Regions from separate parts of the Homo sapiens genome. Here region 2 is linked to region 1. A link is a contact called in ENCODE Hi-C or POLR2A ChIA-PET data. All regions are on one chromosome and are shown on one strand. Each heading gives the region's core, a stretch centred on a gene start or an enhancer-like site at or near the end of the contact. The rest is flanking DNA. Distances are from core to core; before and after follow the strand shown. Region 1 overlaps INPP5A (inositol polyphosphate-5-phosphatase A). Region 2 overlaps INPP5A (inositol polyphosphate-5-phosphatase A).

Region 1 (6,683 bases), core at 2,234-4,733:
CGCACCTTGGCCGAGGTGAGGATGCTGGACGGAAGGCAGCTGTCCCTTCCACACTGCCCACCCCACCCGCACTCCAGCCTGGCCGCTCTCTGCTCCCACCCTTTCATGCTGTAGTTTAGCAAACACAATCCAGAGCCAAGTGTAAATTGTGTCAAGGGGCGAAGGGACCCAGGGAACCTTCTGGAGCGACGGGCATGTTAGTCTCCTAATTGTGGTGATGGTTTCACGTGTGGATGTGTCAGGACTCATCCAGTTACACGTCACATGGGTGCAATTCTGTCAGTGCCACTTACACGTACCTTAGCACTCTAGAAGGAAAATCTAGTCTTGTGGTGGATGGCTTGTGAGGGGTCAAACTGCAGATTTAATGGAAAAGGGAAGTACTTCCATCAGCAGCTGGCCCCTCGAACGGACTGTGCACACCACTGTGTGTCTCACAACTCAGGCAACTCGGCACGCCGCAGGACATAACGGCAGAGTGTGAGTAATTTTCCATTTTATATACACATATGCGTATGTTATATAAAATTGAAAAGACTTTCTTCTCGTTAAATCTTATTTTATTTTGACACAGGATGTCACTCTGTTGCCCAGGCTGGAGTGCAGTAGTGCAATCGTGGCTTACTGCAGCCTTGAACTCCTGAGCTCAAGTGATCCTGTGGCCTCAGCCTCCCAAGTAGCTGAGGATACAGGTGTGCATCACCACGCCTGGCTAAAAAAAAACTGTTTATAGAGACTGGGTGTCACCGTGTTGCCCAGTCAGGTCTCCAACTCCTGGCCTCAAGTGATCCTCTTGCCTTGGCCTCTCAAAGTGCTGGGATTACAGGTGCGAACCACTGTGCCCTGCCAAAAAGACATTTTTAAGGTTAAGTAAGGCTTTGTTGATTTTGAATGTAACATTATTCCCACTCAATGAGTGATTTTGGTCGACGTTCACCTGTACTTTCTCTGCACTCTGAGCCGGCAGGTGCCACTTCTAGCTTCTGGCTGGGGTTGGTTTGCAGTGGAGTCTGTGCCTGTGGCAGCCGTCTGCATGACTTTGGGTCATTGCGCTTTCCTTGCCTTTTGGGGAGGGTCCCTGGTGCTCTGTGAGCAGATTCGCCCCTAGGGGTGAAGTCATCTCGCTCCTCTTCTGAGCCGTGAGCTGGGCAGGGCCGCGCTCACATCATTCCTCTCCCCCTGTCGCCGGGTGGGAAATCCGTAACAGGCTCTGTGGCAAAGGCTGGGCCAAGGTGCCTCGTGGGCAGCCGATCCATCAGGCGGCCGACAGGCGTGATCGAGTGCCGTGTCACACGCAGCCCAGGAAACAAACACGCCGCGCGAAAGGTATTGGTGAACGAACTGAAAAATTGTAAAGCTCTTAAGGACTTTCATGCTTGTTAGCATTTTTTGACAGAAAATCACTGAAGCAGTGAACATAAAGAAATAGCCATGGTTGATTCACAGTTTAGCTTGTTGTTCTGTTCATTTGGCCTCAGGTGATGTTTCACTTCCGGAGCCCCGTGAGCTGCTCCTTGCTCTGCCTGGCTTTCTTTCCTGTGCAAATTCTTGCGGGTCCCTCAGCTGTGCTCACCCAACCACAGCCTCCCTGGAGATGGGTTTTTATGATTTTGAAGGAGACCGAAGGAAACTGAATGAACAAATATTTTCTCCAAAGCCCGTCCAGGTTTGGCTTCAGATGCTGTGAGCCGTGTGTACATTTCTAGGCTTAATCCACAGAATGAATGTGAGCTTTTATGTCACAGCCTGCCCAGGACCCTGCTGTGTGCCTGGAGGGCACCTGACCTGCTCTTGAGGCTTCACTACCTGATGTCCCAAAGGGAACATCGTGTTTTTCAGTGTGTTCCTGAGCAGATGGGTGTCTACACAGACCTCGCCTGTTGCCCTGTGCGTTTGTGTGATGAGTTGGGGTGTGGCACACCGCTGTGTGGGGGTGGCTGGGCCTCTGAGTGCGCTCTCTCACAGCCACGTCTGCTGGGGCCCACAGCTCCCCATCAGCAGCAGCCCAGAGCTGAGCACAGAAGTGTGGGTGATTTTCATGAGTGCACCTTGCCATTTGGCTTGGCACCTGTTAGAACTGCTATGTGCTCTTTGAAAACCACCCATCCTTCTGTCCCAAGGAAGGTGACAAGCACGATGTTTTCCTGGGAGAAAGTGGCTCCCATCCTGGCCACACATCCCTGTCAGGGCAGCGTTTAGTGCATCCCACCTGTGCACGTAGAGATGCATCCTGCTGTCTTAAGTATCGGAGTCCCCGATGTAGGCTTGTTGGGGTGGCTCAGGTTTTCCCGTTGCAACTGAGGCGTTGAGCAGTCAGGGGCTGCCCCTGCCTGCCCAGAACTTTCCTGAAGTCGTGGCCTGGCAGCGCCCCGCCTGTGCAGGGCAGGTCCCTCAAGGCCAAGCCCTGTTGTGCATGAGGGCACCCCCAGACTGAAGGAAACGAAGCTGGAGCTTCAGAGATCATGCCCACCTGAGGCCTTCCCTCGCCTTTGCAGACACACCTGTGTTTCCAAAGAAGGGGGACAGACGGAGCACTTCACTTCCATCCCGAGAGTGTCTCCCAGACAGCGCACCCCGCAGCGGCCACTGGCTGACCCGTGGCCTTGAGAACACAGGAAAGCCCCCTCTTAGATTCACAGAAACGCCCTTCCTAGGAGTAAACGGATCCTGTGTTTTTCCCCTCGATTCTGTGTCGCTAATTGTTAATTATGACAAAGGAAAAGTGATATTAAGATTCGGGGTATTTGTTTCATTGTGTAATTTCTTCCTTGGTTAAAAGGGAAGAATGGGCTGGGTGTAGTGCTTCACACCTGTAATCCCAGCACTCTGGGAGGCTGAGGCAGGTGAATTGCTTGAGCTTAGGAGTAATCCCAGCACTCTGGGAGGCTGAGGCAGGTGAATTGCTTGAGCTTAGGAGTAATCCCAGCACTCTGGGAGGCTGAGGCAGGTGAATTGCTTGAGCTTAGGAGTAATCCCAGCACTCTGGGAGGCTGAGGCAGGTGAATTGCTTGAGTTTAGGAGTAATCCCAGCACTCTGGGAGGCTGAGGCAGATGAATTGCTTGAGCTTAGGAGTAATCCCAGCACTCTGGGAGGCTGAGGCAGGTGAATTGCTTGAGCTTAGGAGTAATCCCAGCACTCTGGGAGGCTGAGGCAGGTGAATTGCTTGAGCTTAGGAGTTCAAGACCAGCCTGGCCAACATGGGGAAACCCCATCTCTACTGAAAATACAAAAATTAGCCAGCTGCAATGGCGTGCACCTGTAGTCGCAGCTACTTGGGAGGCTGAGGCTGGAGGATCGTGTGAGCCTGGGAGGTGGAGGTAGCAGTGAGCCAAGATCACACCACTGCACTGCAGCCTGGGCAACAGAGCAAGATCCTGTCTCAAAAAAAAAAAAAAAAGAGAAGAATGATATAACCACATTAGTCCTTTACCAGGTTTGCCTTAAAACTGAGTCACTGTGTGCCTGGCCTTTACTCAGCGCTTCCTCCCATGTCGTGACTGTTATAATGCATCATTACTTCCTCACTATGATTCATCTAGGAACTTGGGGGAGTAATTCATAGTCAGGGATATTTATGTTTAAACCGACAGAAAGGGAGAGCCATTTGAACACATTATTCCATGTTTTCACTGGTTTTAAATCTGATTTCTGCTGGCTGGGGGAAACTTGAGGAACTGTGAAGTCATCGTAGGCAGTAGGGAGGTAACGGATAAGGGCCTTTCAAGCATGCAGTGAAGAGACACCAGCTGTACAGCTCCCTCCTGTATGGAAAAGGTGGAATTTAGACAGTTAAAGTATTAAAGTATACATCACTGGGTTTGAAAACAGCCACAAAAAAACCCCTGTCGGATCACCCAAAACCGCTGGCCCCGTGGCGCACCATCCCGAGGCTGCCGACTTTGCAGTGGGGCTCTCTTTCCTTCTGGAGTGCAGCAGCATCTGGAATTGTCTGGGAAAACCCTGAAGGATGGCCCACACCGAGCCGAAACATCTTTCAAACGGAAATTGTTACACTGTGCTCTTCATCTTGAAATTAATGTTTGGTTGTCAATTTTTATTGCTGACCTAATGGATGAAGTCCAGCAATTGCAGCTGTCCCCTTAAAGCGGCCCCCAGCGTGTGCTGTGCAGACCTTCTCGGCAGGCTACCCACCCACCTCATCCGTAAGTGGACTCGGGTAGAGAAAGATATCTGTGCATTGAGAGCTCGTTGGAGATAACTTGAGTCATAATGTGTACTGAGTGTGCTGGGAATCATAGGAGGGTAAAGGTGGTTTTTAAAAAAGTTATTTTCATTAATTCCTCTCACCCCCAACCCCCTCTGCCACCTGGGACAAAAAAATGGCAGGGTCCTGCTGGATGCCGCTTTCCAAGCTGGGGCAGACCCGCCAGTGTTGAGCAAGAGGGAGGTTTCATCTGAGGCTGGCTGAGTTTTATATATCTATTTATGAGATCCAATAATGTAATGATGTGCTTGTCTAATAAATGCTGCTGTACAAGCTCAGGACAGCAGACGTTTCCAGTATGACCTGGATTGTCTAAGCCGCAGCCCCTTTTGGTTGGAGCTCGGCTGTTTAATAAATGTCGGCTGTTCTTCCAACCATCATAATTATTTAAAGGGGCTTCAAAAGAGAGAGAACAAATCAAATCAAGCCATTACTGTTGAAGCTCGTTCTGGAGTTAAGTGTGTTTTTAAAACTGTGGGCCTTGTGCAGAGGCTCCTCCCAGTTTTCATCTATTATCACAATAATTGAGTTTGTAGCTGGAATTAAATTTATCAAATTGCGTTATCCTCTTTAGAAATTGGATAGGCATGCTGGCAGGGCGAGGCAGAAGTTAATCTGCTTTGCTGAAGCCTCCAGTGGCCCTGCACAGCGGGGCTGAAGAGGCCCAGACAGCTTCCTGTCACCCCGGACACGATGTAATTTCTCCTCAATCCCTTGTGCAAATAATGACATTTGAATCGAGCATTAACAGGCTTAATTACTTTAAAATTGTCATTTTAATTTACACTGATATAGTATTGATCATACAAGCAGAGATTAAGCTGTTCAGTGGAGCAGATGATGGGGAATTAAACATTAAAGGGTCCTCAGGGGGCCGTGTGCGCTGCCCGGCGCGAGCCGGAAGAGGGATGATATTTCTCGGTAATGAACTGGCGGCATGCGGGGACATGAATCTTGGGCTCTTGGAAAAGGGGAAATAATGGGGTTTGGGAGGCATTTGCAGGTTATTCATTCGCCGCCATGCACCAATTCTCCAGTGATTCATCCGCCTCACCAACATTTATTTATCCAGCAAATTCCGGAGCTTTGACCTTTTTGCTAAGTACATTGAACATAAGTTGGAGTGGAGATCTTTCAAGTGTAACTTTTACAAGTATTTGTTATTTTTCCTTATTTCTAGGCAACATTAAACAAAGTTATTCAGTTTTTTGAGTGTACTGGAGTCTGCCGGCCTTGCAGGGTTGGTGTGGTGGTGAGGGACTAATGGGCTCCTGCAGCCCAGCCCCACACTTGACTTTTGAAAATTCCAGTGGCAGATCCCAGGCTCAGGTGTCACTGATCCTTTCTTAGGTGAAATGACACGAGAGCCTCACGTTCCTGCCATGGGCTGATGGCCTCGGCCTCCTTTCAGTTGAGGCTTTCTGTTGGTGGTTAGGGGGCAAAGTGACGCCCTGTAACTTATTGATGCTGCCATGGAAAAAATATGGAAATGAAGCAGAACATGAGTTTCTCAGAAGCACATTTGACGGACTTCTTTTGGCGAAAATCAGAGCACTTCAAATCCTGTAACCTCAAACTGTTTCACTTTTCAGAGGTTATATAATAAAAAGTTAAGTGATTGATTTTATAGTTCAGTAGGGAGTGATGAAATTCTTGATCACTATCCATAATGGCTTTATTTTAAACAGTGGGCTAGAGATTTAATTAAAGCATGATCAGGGAAATGAAAAAATGTTGATATTTCTCCTCAAATTAAACATGAATTTGCACAGGGAGCATTAGAAGGGCTTATCATTCCTCCTGATGTTTTTATTCTCTTCCGTAGGATTTAAAAGCTTGCGGCCCACTTCACCCCTCTCTGAATAGCTCAGGGGGCTTCAGCCCCTGTTGACCGTGCTCTGGGTTTGGTCCATTTCTGTGGCTTTCTTTAAAAACTGCCGAGCTCCATCGCACGACCACCACTGCTGGCGTTTATTGAGCGTGTACTGCTTGTGAGGCTTTGTTCTGGGGGATCATTTCCCCACTTTATCTTTGGGGTGCCGGAGACACAGGAAGGTTAAGAAACAGCCGGTGAGGCCGGGCATGGTGGCTCACTCCTGTAATCCCAGCATTTTGGGAGGCCGAGGTGGGTGGGTCACGAGGTCAGGAGATAGAGACCATTCTGCCAACATGGTGAAACCCCGTCTCTACTAAAAATACAAAAAATTAGCCAGGCGTGGTGGTGGGCGCCTGTAGTCCCAGCTACTCGGGAGGCTGAGGCAGGAGAATGGCGTGAACCCAGGAGGCGGAGCTTGCAGTGAGCAGACATCGTGCCACCGCACTCCAGCCTTGGAGACAGAGTGAGACTCCATCTCAAAATAAACAAACAAACAGCCGGTGAGTAGCACCAGCTTGTGTGAAGCTGGGAAGTAGCCCCGTGAGCGCCAGGTGTTGCCGGGCCAGGCCTTCCCTGTGAGG
Region 2 (6,683 bases), core at 1,783-4,282, 72 kb after region 1:
GCTGGTGGGGTCATCCTCTTGCTCTCACTGCCGACCGCGTTCCTCTGCCTGCTCACAGCGCCTCCTTGGTGCCCTCAGTGGCAGGCTTGCTGGAAAGACTCATCAGAGGTTAATTAAATCCATCTCCACAGCAATGGGAGGCCGGGCAGAGCCGGGCTGGCAGCAGCAGATTAAATACAGGGTTGTTTGCCCTGCCGAGAGTTCAGGGGCAGGGTGTCTGGGAGGACGACCAGCTTGGTGGCCCTGGAGGCTCTCAGACCCCGAGGTGGAGACCTGCTTGTGATTTTTGGTGGCAGGAGGGTTGTAGGGATTGGATCCGGGAGTCCTGCCCTGCCCCACACCAGTCTGTGAAAGAGGCTCTGTGTGCAAAGCGAAGAGACTGTCCCCCAGGAATGCGCAGCCTCCTGTGTTTCAGATGCAGATTAATGCAGACTTGCTCACAGAGCAGAACTGAAAAGATACTGGAGTCAGATCTGGCACCACGGAAGCTGTAATTACAACCCACCACATGAAACACGCCAGTCGTGTGCCATCTGAGAGGGCCGTGCGTCCTCACACGAGTCAGTGATGCAGCCTGCGGCTCCAGCTGCTGCTGGGATGTTCAGAGGGTGTGTTTCCTGCCTCGCGCGGTGGCAACTGGCAGCTGGGGCGCTCAGCTGGCCGTGGTGACAAAGAGTGACAGCAGTGCCAGGCGCACCCGTCTCCACGCGGCCCGACCGCACACCACACCTGCCGTCCATCACGTCTGACAGTGACGGTGATGGATGCGTCTTTGGAGGCTGGTGGCCATTTTTAACAACCAGTTACCAATCACTGACAGGTACATGCTCAGGTGCCAGCTGGGCCTGCAGGGGAATGGCCGTTGGGGGCGTTGACATCCAGAAGGAGCCGTCCTCGGAGAGGGGCTGACGTCGCAAGGAGACACCCCGAGAGCCGGGCTTCCCAAAACACGGCTCTCAATGGGCACCAGGGAGGATACCACCACTGCCCGCGAGGCAGGATCCCAGCACCTGCCTCAAAGGCTGTGTCTGCCGTTCAGTGGAGACCATGGCCGGCAAGAGCAGCCAAGGCCAGGCTGCCCAGCAGCATAAGCCCAGGCCCAGACCTCAGACATTCCTGGCGCCCAGGCGTCCTTCCTTCTAGTGTGCACTGCGTCCTGGGAGGAGGAGCAGCTGTCAGCCAGTAGGTAACATCGCACCTGGTCATGGCCCCCCACAGCCCCACAGACTCCTGAGACCCGCTGGCTGCTCCGGCCCCAGCCAGGCTCCAGGTGAAGTTGTGACCTCATCTGGTTACCGGCTGCCTTGTTGAGCCCCTCTGCCCCCTGATCCCTCAGCCGTGGGCACAGTGGGCGCCGTGAGGCTGTGGGCAGGAGAGGCCAGGTCCCTGTGTCCACTGGCAGCTCCCATCAGGCGTGACAGACAGGGATGACTGTGCAGCTGTCGCTAGCCCTGTGTATGGGCAGGCCTGAGCTCCTAAAAACTGAGAGCATGGCGGCTGACTCCTCAGTCTGACGATGTTCCTGCATCGGCTGCAGTCGGCGCAGCCCTCCAAAGCCCTGCACCATTCAGGATTTGGCCCATCCCACAGCCATGAGCGGACTCGATGTGGCAACATGGGCACAGTGTGTGTCCAGAGGGCAGGTGGCAGGGACGGTCCCTTCTAACTCCCACAGACCCCAGAAAGCCTGGCTCAGAGTGACACTCCTGTAGAGCCTCAGCACCGTCTCCAGAGCAGCATGGATGGAAAGATGCACACAGCCCCATCCTCCTGCTGCCGTGGGTTAATGTTAGCGCAGCCCCGTCCTCTGCTGCCGTGGGTTAATGTTAGCGCAGCCCTGTCCTCCTACTGCCGTGGACTAATGTTAGTCATCGTCAAGTTCTCATCTTACCTGGGGACCCAGTGTGTAGACAGACCTTGTGCAGACCCAGTGGGGCACTGCCCTCGCCACGTGCCCAGCGTGCTCTGGATGGTGAGGCAGGCCAGTGGCAGCCTCTCTGCCCTCCCTGCCAGCTCCTCAGCCACAGGGACGCCCTTCCCTGAGGGTGGAGGTCAGGGCGGTGAGGGCCTGCAGAGGGCACGTGAGCTAAGCCGTGCTGCTCGGTTCACTCACTTGTTATTCTAGAGTCTTGGTGTAAAATAGCAATGGCAACAACAGAAGCACTGATTTAAATCATTAAATTTATTTTTTAATTTTTCTGTTTAGAAAGAGATTTTATTTGGTCTGTTTCTATATAGGGCCTATGACATCAACTGAAAATAAAATAAAATGTTATACTTAATTATAGTGATGACATTAGGCTTCGTATTTAGGGGATTTTTTCTAGGAAGTTCACTTTGCAAATATTACCCAATATTTTCAACTGGTATATTGATGCCAAGAATCTTCTCATTTTATAGAAAAAGAAGACAAAAAACAAAAGACGCTTGGCATTTTCTCTGGTCTATGCTGGGACTCTGTTCGAGGAACTGTTTTTTGGACTCACTCCTAAATGATTCATAATCCGTAGTGTGTTCACTAATCTTTAATGCACTTTTCTATATTTTTTATGAGCTCATACTTTATTTAAAAATTCCTCTGACTGCCCTTGGTTTAAAAGAAACCCATGGGAAAGGTAGGGCACAGAGCAGGTCTCTCGTGCCAAGGCAGGGGGTTGCTGGAGACCCCGGACACTGTGTAGCCTCATTCGTCCTCCTCCTTCACACATCGCACCCGGCTCCCTTACTAGCAATCAGTGGCTCTGACAAGCATACAGGGGACCCTGGGACGAGGGCTGAGCTCTGTGTCCTGCGTCCCCCTCCCTTTGCCACATCCCCCTCCCCACGTCCAGCCGTGCCAGTGGAAGGCTGGGGATGTCCGGGAGGAGCCACCCAGAGGCACAGCAGGTGCTTCTGCCGCCGGGCAGGGCCAGTCCTGTGGAGCCACCCCTGGGCCCAGCAGAGGGTGCCCGGCATGGTGCTAGACACAGCCTGAGAAAGAGACCCGCCGCCTTCTTCCCAGAAAGTCTGTTGAGCTCTAGCTGGCGTGAGAGCAAGTGGGCGCCACTCCCATTCCATGCGCGCTGTGTCCGAGCCTGCCAGGCTGCTGGAGTCCGGGAGCAACCTTGGGAGAGGACATGAAAGAGTCTTTATAGCATGTTGTTGTTCTGGGTGGCCGTTGACAATGAACACAGAGAGGAGGGAGGCCACTCGGATGCTGACGCCAACATCTCCCCATGACAGTGCCTTTCACTGGCTGCATTTCTGCACCCCATAAGCTTGGGATGCAGGGCCTTGTGCCTGGCCCTGGGGCTCGCGGTGAGGTCTGTGCTCCAGGGCCTCACGGTGGGCACTTTTGTCAAGTGATAGGGTCCCCCTTCGGGTCTAGGGTTCACCAGGAAGACCGTTGAGAAGATGGAGCTAACCAGAAGGGCTTTCTCTTGGGAAGTCAAAGTAAGGGAGGCCGGCGAAGTGTCTGAGGGCCCGCCCCGCAGCCCTCCCAGCAAACCCTGCCCCACAGCCCTCCCAGCAAGCCAGGCTCTCAGCTCCTCAGATTCCATCTGGGATGGTCATTCTCTGTGTTCGGTGCCCACTCTGGTCCTAAAAAGCTAGGAAATTGGCACCATGGCACACTTTACAGAACGCCGTTCCTGGCTTCACTGGGGGCTGAGCATGGGCACGTGCCCCCGAGGAAGGGTCCTTGGTGCCTGCCACCCTGGCCTCCCGGCCTCACCACACATTTCCCACGCCAAGTCTGGCCGGGGTCCCTCTGCCAAGCTCAGGCCCAGCCCCTGGAGAAGCCTGTGTGAGGCCCGTGGTGGGGGCGTGCCGACAGAAGGCAGCGGGAAGGTGGTTTACTCATCCTTACCCTGCACCTGCTACACCCCCAGCCTGTCGAGCCTGGAGGGCACAGCTGTTGCCCTGTGGGCCTGTGTGCTAATAGGTCCTAGTAGCCACCAGCATACTTGGGGGTGGTGGCTATAGTGCCAGCCCCCTGATCTCAGCCACTCCCAGAGGGGGACGCAGCGCTCTCTGGCCTTTGCTGCCCTCCTTGCCCTGGGAGCCGGGTGAGTCGCACTCTCGCTTCCAAGAAGCTGCACACGTGTGTGCCATAGGAAAGGAGTCTGGAGCCTCCGGGAGTTAATTTGAGATGACGTGTGCTGTTTCCATCAAAGATCGTCAGGCTTGGGTGTAGTGCTTGTGAGGCCCTCGCCATGCCCCCTGCCAGGACCCAGGGGCCTCAGCAGAGGCGTCTTCTAGGGTCTGAGGACCTTGTCTCCACCCTGTGTGTCCGTTGGCCCGTGTATGTTTGATGAGCACTGACGTTCGGGGGTGCCGCCTGTGTCCACCCCAACGGGATGCCAGAGGACTCCAGAGGTGAGGCTTCCTTGGCACTTTCCGTGGCCTCCCCAGGACGAAGCAGGTTTTAAAGACAGGACTTGCACGTTGGGGCCGCCTGTGAAGCGATTGGCTGGTTGTCCTCCTTTCCCACTCCACGGCAATGTCTAAGATCTGCACCAGCGTCCATAATGTGAGTTACCAAGGAATGGCTAACCCCACGGGACCAGTAATGCTTCTCCAGGTGGATATCCAGAGGACTGGGGCGTTTGTCAGAACTTAGCGTTTGAATTATCTCTGCCTGTTTGCAGTGACCTAATAGTAAACCTGGAACTTTGCGTGCTGGTTTGTCAGTAGGCTCCATAGTTTTCTGAACTGTAACGGAATTACCCCCTCGATTCTGAGCAGTGGTCCGGACCCTCAGGCACGTTCAGGGCAGGAGCGGTGGGAGCCTCTTAGTGAATTCTCCTTTCACAGCGAAAGCATTACGTTGGTGTAGTGGCGCGGCATCCGGGAGCACAGATTTATATTCACGTTCACCATGACTAGAAGAATTATTTGTAGCATAGAAAATGTTTATCCCCTGGAGTCAGTTCTGTTTTCTAGAGTCATTCAAAAACTGAAGCCGTAATGATTTCCTATTAACTCGTTTTAAGGAAAACCCATGTAAAGTACTCGGGCCTTTTGTTGTGAACCATATTTTAGAAATCCTTTTCTACTTCCTCCTTTCATCCCTGCTGCTAGAGAGTGGCTACGTGGAACTTCTGTGTATAACCCTTCTTTATTTCTAGACATGTTTCTGGTTAAAATTTAACCAAAAACTACAGGATAATAAAGAAGGATGGGACTTGGCAAGTTTCTTCCTGCCGTGCCTTTGGTCAGTTTTCCCAGTGAGAGCCACTCGCAGGGTCCACATCGTTCACCCCCAGCATTCACCACCCAAGGGTCAGGCTTCTCTGACGTCACAGTGATTTCCTGGAGGAGGAGGAGAGAAACCCTAAGAGTTCACCTACAAAGAAAGGGGAAGGCCAGGGACAGTGCCTCACACCTGCCTTCCCAGCACTGTGGGAGGCTGAGGCAGGAGGATCATTGAGCCCAGGAATTCAAGACCAGCCTGGGCAACATAGGGAGTCCCCGTCTCTACAGAAAATAAGAAAGTAAAATTAGCCAGGCATTGTGGGGCACGCCTGTAGTCCCAGATACTCAGGAGGCTGAGGCGGGAGGATTGCTTGAGCCCGGAGGTCGAGGCTGCAGTGAGCCAGCCATGATCACATCACTGCACTCCATCCTGGCCAACAGAGGAGGACCCTGTCTCAAAAACCTAAAAATAGAGATAAATAAAAAAAGGGACACCGCCTGTCTTGGGTTGACAGCATGAGATGGGCTGGCCAGATCTCCGCAGCCTAACAGTGGGCAGCTCCGTGTCTGTGGGTCACAAGTGGTTGGTCTCAGTCTGGTTCCTGCTGGACAAACACTGCAGGTTCACACCACGGGAACTTCTCGGCATCTGTGCCAGGAAAGTTAGAGCTTCCTCATCCTTGGAACCCCAGCCTGCATTGCACCCAGAAGAGGATACCCCCGAATGAAGCTGGAGGCTGCTGTCCACTCCACAGAACCCTGGCCCTCGTCACACCCAGAAGAGGATGCCCCAGAATGAAGGTGGAGGCTGCTGTCCACTCTGCAGAACCCCGGCCCTCGTCACACCCAGAACAGGATACCCCGGAATGAAGGTGGACGTTGGTATCCGCGTCCGCTTGCTTTTCTCAATAGCCAATGTAAACTGAGGTGGACGTCAGTATCTGTGTCCGCTTGCTTTACTCAATAGCCGACGTAAACTGAGGTGGACGTCAGTGTCCGCGTCCGCTTGCTTTACTCAATAGCCGACGTAAACTGAGGTGGACGTTGGCGTCCGCGTCTGCTTGCTTTACTCCATAGCTGATATAAACTGCAGCTGGCTGCAGCACCCACGAATGGCTTCTTTCCGAGATGTGGCCGTCCTCTGCAGAAAGGATGCATACTTACAGAGAAGGCGCTCACTCCTGAGGGAGAGCAAAGGCCAGGTCAGAGCTGTGTGGGACAGGAGGTGTCCTCACGAGTCTCCTGGAGAGGAGCCTGCTCCCAGAGGCCAATCAGCACCGGGTCCTACAGCCCTGAGGGGCGGTTGCTCTGTGAACTTACTACCAGATAGAGCTCATGCGCCATGAGCCACGCTGCATCAGATAGGGCCGAGGAGAGATGGCGAAGTGCTCCTCATAGGAGCCTGTTCTGTTCCTGATGGATGAATCCAGGTGAGTCCCGTGTGAACACAGAGCTCAGAGTCCCACCCCAAGAACACACTCTGTGTTCCCCTTGATGCAGCCCCGACC

The links. Hi-C counts contacts between places; a loop is a spot of excess contacts on that map. ChIA-PET counts read pairs that join two places held with the same protein, here RNA polymerase II (POLR2A). Pooled maps may share reads with other maps.
Region 2: a loop to region 1 is called in a map of Right ventricle myocardium superior, with 2.0 times the contacts of the local background. The contact joins two enhancer-like sites. A Hi-C loop is called at or near these places in 9 of 168 maps with a recorded cell type or tissue (Right ventricle myocardium superior, dorsolateral prefrontal cortex, esophagus muscularis mucosa and 5 more), 1 of 37 single-sample maps with no recorded cell type and 7 of 50 pooled maps. POLR2A ChIA-PET finds 5 or more read pairs at or near these places in 1 of 52 experiments (MCF 10A).

The regions. Positions count from the first base shown.
Region 1 is chr10:132,662,673-132,669,355 of GRCh38, forward strand. The region is part of intron 4 of INPP5A (inositol polyphosphate-5-phosphatase A); the gene reads left to right. Among named protein-coding and RNA genes, the nearest start is that of NKX6-2, 120 kb to the right of the region's middle. RefSeq lists an enhancer at 3,088-4,287. Within about 2 kb of position 3,484, at least 6 of the 41 ENCODE cell types and tissues checked have a DNase peak (open chromatin) inside an H3K27ac peak, as active enhancers do.
Region 2 is chr10:132,735,604-132,742,286 of GRCh38, forward strand. All of the region lies in intron 9 of INPP5A (inositol polyphosphate-5-phosphatase A), which reads left to right. Among named protein-coding and RNA genes, the nearest start is that of NKX6-2, 47 kb to the right of the region's middle. Within about 2 kb of position 3,033, at least 3 of the 41 ENCODE cell types and tissues checked have a DNase peak (open chromatin) inside an H3K27ac peak, as active enhancers do.